2 separate regions of the Homo sapiens genome follow, and region 2 is linked to region 1. A link is an interaction called in ENCODE POLR2A ChIA-PET data of the cell type or tissue named here. Cell type or tissue: GM12878. All regions are shown on one strand. Links, peaks and the distances in the headings refer to the core of each region. The heading gives the core; the rest is flanking DNA. Region 1 overlaps LINC00885 (long intergenic non-protein coding RNA 885). Region 2 has its middle 9.4 kb from the start of UBXN7.

Region 1 (2,911 bases), core at 260-2,759:
CAGGCCGGGTGCCATGTCTCACGCCTGTAATCCCAGCACTTTGGGAGGTTGAGGTGGGCAGATCACCTGAGGTCAGGAGTTCGAGACCAGCCTGGCCAACAAAGCAATGTCCTGTCTCTACAAAAAGTAGAAAAATTAGCCAGGCGTGGTGGCACACACCTGTAATCCCAGCTACTTGGGAAGCTGAGGCAGGAGAATCCCTTGAATCCAGGAGGCGGAGTTGCAGTGAGCTGAGACTGTGCCACTGCACTCCAGCCTGGGCAACAGAGCGAGACTCTGTCTCAGTAATAATAATTAATAATAATAAATAGAGAGTTACAGGGATCATGGCGGACGGGAGGCAGGACTAGATTGCAGCTGTGACTCAGATGGACAGAGCAGCTGTGGAGACTCACATAGTGAATTTTTGCTCTGGAATGACTGCAGGAATAAAGCAGGAAAGCTGAGAGCACCCACAGACCCCATGAAGGAAGCAGATCGCTCCTGCAGGACCCATGAGACACCCCAAATACTGTGCTGGTATCCATGGCTGAGAGACTCACACAGACAGTTCACATCACAGGACTCAGTGCAGACAACCCCAGTACCAGCCTGGAGCCTGGTAGACGTGCTGGGTGGCTAAATCCAGAAGAGAGATAACAATCGCTATAGCTTGTCCTCAGGAAGCCACATCCATAGGAAAAGGGGGAGAGTGCTACATCAAGGGAACACCCCGTGGGACAAAAGAATCTGAACAGCAGCCTTGAGCCCTAGACCTTCCCTCTGACAGAGACTACCAAAATGAGAAGGAACCAGAAAACCAACTCAAAACAAGGTTCTTTAACACCTCCAAAAAATCACACTAGCTCACCAGCAATGGACCCAAACCAAGAAAAAAATCCCTGGTTTACCTGAAAAAGAATTCAGGAGGTGAGTTATTAAGCTAACTAGGGAGGCACCAGAGAAAGGCGAACCCCAATGTAAGGAAAAAAATGATACAAGAAGTGAAGGGAGAAATATTCCAGGAAATAGGCAGCATAAATGAAAAACAATCAAAACTTCAGGAAACATTGGACACACCTAATAGAAATGCAAAATGCTCTGGAAAGTCTCAGCAATAGACTCAAACAAGCAGAAGAAAGAAATTCAGAGCTTAAAGACAAGGTCTTTGAATTAACCCAATCCAACAGAGACAAAGAAAAAAGAACAAGAAAATATGAACAAAGGCTCCAAGGATTCTGGGATTATGCTAAACACCCAAACCTAAGAATAATTGGTGTTCCCGAGGAAGAAGAGAAATCTAACAGTTTGGAAAACATATTTGAGGAAATAATCGAGGAAAACGTGCCCGGCCTTGCTAGAGACCTAGACATCCAAATACAAGAAGCTCAAGGAACATCTGGGAAATTCATCGCAAAAAGATCATCGCCTAGGCACATAGTCATCAGGTTATCTAAAGTCAAGACGAAGGAAATAATCCTAAGAGCTGTGAGGCAAAAGCACCAGGTAACCTATAAAGGAAAACCTATCAGATTAACAGCAGATTTCTCAGCAGAAACCCTGCAAGCTAGAAGGGATTCAGGTCCTATCTTCAGCCTCCTCAAACAAAACAATTATCAGCCAAGAATTTTGTATCCAGTGAAACTAAGCTTCATATATGAAGGAAAGATACAGTCTTTTCCAGACAAATGCTGAGAGAATTTGCCACTACCCAGCCAGCACTACAAGAACTGCTAAAAGGAGCTCTAAACCTTGAAACAAATCGTGGAAACACATCAAAACAGAACCTCTTTAAAGCATAAATCTCACAGGACGTATGAAACAAAAACACAATTTAAAAAATAAAAACAAAAAACCGAGCCATATAGACAACAAATAGCACGATGAATGGAATGCTACCTCACATCTCAATACTAACATTGAATGCCAATGGCCTAAATGCTGCATTTAAAAGACACAGAGTTGCACAATGGGTCAGAATTCGCCAGCCAACTATCTGCTGCCTTCAGGATGCTCGTCTAACACATAAGGACCCGCACAAGCTTAAGGTAAAGGGCTGGAAAAAGACATTTCAGGCAAATGGACACCAAAAGTGAGCAGGGGTAGCTATTCTTTCATCAGACAAAACAAACTTTAAAGCAACAGCACTTAAAAAAGACAAAGAGGGACAGTATATAATGGTGAAAGGCCTTGTCCAACAGGAAAATACCACAATCCTAAACATATATGCACCTAACACTGGAGCTCCCAAATTTGTAAAGCAATGACTAATAGACCTAAGAAATGAGATAGACAGCAACACAGTAATAGTGGGGAACTTCAATACTCCACTGACAGCACTAGACAGGTCATCAAGACAGAAAGTCAACAAAGAAACAATGGATTAAAACTATACCCTGAAACAAACGGACTTAACATATATGCAGAACATTCTACCCAACAACCGCAGAATACACATTCTATTCAACAGTACATGGAACTTTCTCCAAGATAGACTATATGATAGGCCACAAAACGAGCCTCAATAAATATAAGAAAATTGAAATTCTATCAAGCACTCTCTCATGGCCACAGTGGAATAAAACTGGAAATCAACTCCAAAAGGAACCTTCAAAACCACGCAAATACATGGAAATTAAATAACCTGCTCCTGGATGATCATTGGGTCAAAAATTAATTCAAGATGGAAATTAAAAAATTCTTCAAACTGAACAACAATAGTGACACAACCTGTCAAAACTTCTGGGACACAGCAAAGGCAGTGCTAAGAGGAAAGTTCGTGGCTCTAAACACCTACGTCAAAAAGTCTGAGGCCGGGCGCAGTGGCTCCCGCCTGTAATCCCAGCACTTTGGAAGGCCGAGGGGGGCGGATCACGAGGTCAGGAGATCGAGACCATCCCGGCTAACACGGTGAAACCCCATCTCTACTAAA
Region 2 (2,911 bases), core at 198-2,697, 290 kb before region 1:
TGTGGCTCATGCCCATAATTCCAGCACTTTGGGAGGCCGAGGCAGGAAGATTGCTTTTAATGACCAGGATTCAATCAAAGCTTTGCATCTTCCTGTAATGTCTTTACTCTCTTTTCATTCATAACAGTTCCCCTGTTTCCCTCTCTTGGCCAGGCTGGTCTCCAACTCCTGACCTCCAGTGATCCTCCCACCTTGGCCTCCCAAGGTGCTGGGATTACAGGTGTGAGCCACCGTGCCTGGCCTTTTAAATTAAATTAAATTAATTTTTTTTTTTTTTGAGACTGAGTCTTGGTCTGTGGCCCAGGCTGGAGTGCAGTGGCACGATCTTGGCTCACTGCAGCCTCTGCCTCCTGGGTTCAGGTGATTCTCCTGCCTCAGCCTCCCCAGTGGCTGGGATTACAGGCGCCTCCCTCCATGCCAGGCTAATTTTTGTATTTTTGGTAGTGATGGTGTTTCGCCGTGTTGGTCAGGCTGGTCTCGAACTCCTGACCTCAGGTGATCCGCTTGCCTCGGCCTCCCAAAGTGCTGGATGGACAGGCGTAAGCCACCGAGCCCGGCTGACGTTCACTTTTTGAAGAGACCAGGACAGTTATCTTATGAATGCCCATAGTCTAGATTTGCCTGAGTGCTTCCTCATGGCCTCCTTTAACTTGTATCTTGATCTTCCTATACTTTTTGTAGTCTGGAAATTAGGCCTAGAGGCTTGATTGGTACAGTTTTGCCAAGAATATGTCATAGGTGATACTGAACATTTCCTAACGCATCACATCAAAATTATCAGGTTGTCCCACTCATTAATGTTAAGTTGGATCACTTGGTTAAAGTGATGGTTGCCAGATATCTTCCCCAAATTGACATTTAAGAATCACAGGCCAGGCCAGGCATGGTGGCTCACGCCTGTAATCCCAGCACTTTGGGAGGCCGAGGTGGGTGGATCACCTGAGCTCAGGAGTTCAAGACCAGCCTGATTAACATGGAGAAACCCCATCTGTACTAAAAATACAAAAATTAGCCGGGAGTGGTGGCGCATGCCTGTAATCTCAGCTACTTGGGAGGCTGAGGCAGGAGAACATGCTTGAACCCGGGAGACGGAGGTTGCAGTGAGCCGAGATTGTGCCATTGCACTCAAGCCTGGGCGACACAGCGAGACTCCGTCTAAAAAAAAATAAAAATTAAATAAAAAATAAGGAATCACAGGACAGTTTTTCAGCTTCTTATAATGTCAAACATACACTCACAGCCTGATAGGATGGTTCACGCCTGTAATCCCAGCACTTTGGGAGGCTGAAGCGGGCAGATCACCTGAGGTTAGGACTTCAAGACCAGCCTGGCCAACATGGTGAAACCCCATCTCTACTAAAAATACAAAAATTAGCCAGGCATGGTGGTGGGTGACTCCAATCCCAGCTACTCGGGAGGCTGAGGCAGGAGAATCGCTTGAACCCGGGAAGCGGAGGTTGTGTGAGTCGAAATTGCACCACAGCACTCCAGCCTGGGCGACAGAGTGAGACTCCATCTCAAAAAAAAAAAAAAAAAAAAAAATACACTCACTATATGAGCCAGCAATTCCTCGTGTAGGTGTTTTTAGAAGAGAAATGAAAACTTATGTTCATACAGAAACTTGTACATGAGTTTATAGTAGCTTTATTCATAATTGCCCCTAACGAGATAACCCAAATGCCCTTCAACTGGGGAATGGATAGACAGACTGGGATGCATCCTTATGATGGACTGATACTCAGCAATGAAAAGGAAAAAGATACAGACGCAGACACCGCCATGAGGAACTTTAAATGCATTATGCTAAGTGTAAGAAGCCAGACTCGAAAGGCTACTGCATTCTGTTTGACTCCATTTACATAACATTCTAGAAATAGCAAAAATCGTAGGAACAGAAAACCCTAACCCTAAACCAAAATATCAATTTTTAAATTTAATAGTGAGAGATAGATGTTTTCAGTGACTGACAGACTCATTCAGTACTTTCCTAGTATCAAGAAATCTGGAAAAGTTAAGTGTCAATCAGAAAGATTCTAGGTAAAGGTGGAATCAGAACGAAGGGAAGTGTGGGAATGTTTCACGGTGCTCATAGTGAAGCTTCATGAATGGAGCAGATTTTGTTAATTGCCTAATTAACATTCATTCCCCTCCTTCTTTCTCCTTAAAAGCACCAAACTTTGGGGAGGTATCCACCTTCCTCCACAAAGCCATATGCTTTACTACACCAGTTATGTTTATCTCACATCCCTTGGCAGAGACTGGTTTAGGAACAGAATTGTGACTCAATTCAGACTCAATTCAGACGAATTTTGAAGGAATGTCTCTCCCAGGAGACTTCTAGGAAATGTGTCCTTTCTCACAGAAGAGATGAGCTGATGCTTCTTCCTTTGCATGTCACTGTACCTGAATGTGATGCTTCAGACTACTGCAGCTGTCTTGCTACCAGCCTAGAACAAAGCTCAGACAGTCCTGGGAAAGTCAAGAGAATCAGAGGCAGAGCTGGAGCCCTGTGGTACCCAACACAGGCCCTACCCTAGCTCACCTTGCTATTTAAGCTAGCTAAATTTCGTTTTCCCGACATAACATCCAATACCCTAAACAACTTAATGCCTGTCCCACAATATAATATGTCTTTTTGGTGGTAGCGATATTGGCCCACCTGAGAAGTGCTGAAAAATAACTGAAATATTTTTATTCTTTGAACTTTTTTTTAAAATACTAATTGCTATGCACATCACCTCCCCAAACTTTCTGTCAATTCATTTTGTCTGGGTTCAAATCCCAGTTTCACTTCTTACATTACAGATGTTTCTTTTTTTAATTTTTTTTTGAGACAGTCTCACTCCGTTGCCCAGGCTGGAGTGCAGCGGCGAGATCTCAGTTCACTGCAACCTCTGCCTCCCAGGTTCTA

What was found. Peaks named below come from ENCODE experiments on the same cell type or tissue, not always from the same donor. Only the 100,000 strongest peaks of a DNase experiment are listed, where the experiment ranks them.
Region 2: POLR2A ChIA-PET joins it to region 1 with 5 read pairs; 2 of 35 experiments call an interaction of 5 or more read pairs at or near these places.

Annotation. Positions count from the first base shown.
Region 1 is chr3:196,155,392-196,158,302 of GRCh38, reverse strand. All of the region lies in intron 2 of LINC00885 (long intergenic non-protein coding RNA 885), which reads right to left. Among named protein-coding and RNA genes, the nearest start is that of LINC00885, 14 kb to the right of the region's middle. In GM12878, for the core only: no CTCF peak of the experiment used is centred there; no DNase peak of the experiment used is centred there.
Region 2 is chr3:196,440,372-196,443,282 of GRCh38, reverse strand. No RefSeq gene overlaps it. Among named protein-coding and RNA genes, the nearest start is that of UBXN7, 9.4 kb to the right of the region's middle. In GM12878, for the core only: no CTCF peak of the experiment used is centred there; DNase peaks (open chromatin) are centred at 1,701 and 2,382; H3K4me3 peaks cover 728 bases; H3K27ac peaks cover 2,413 bases.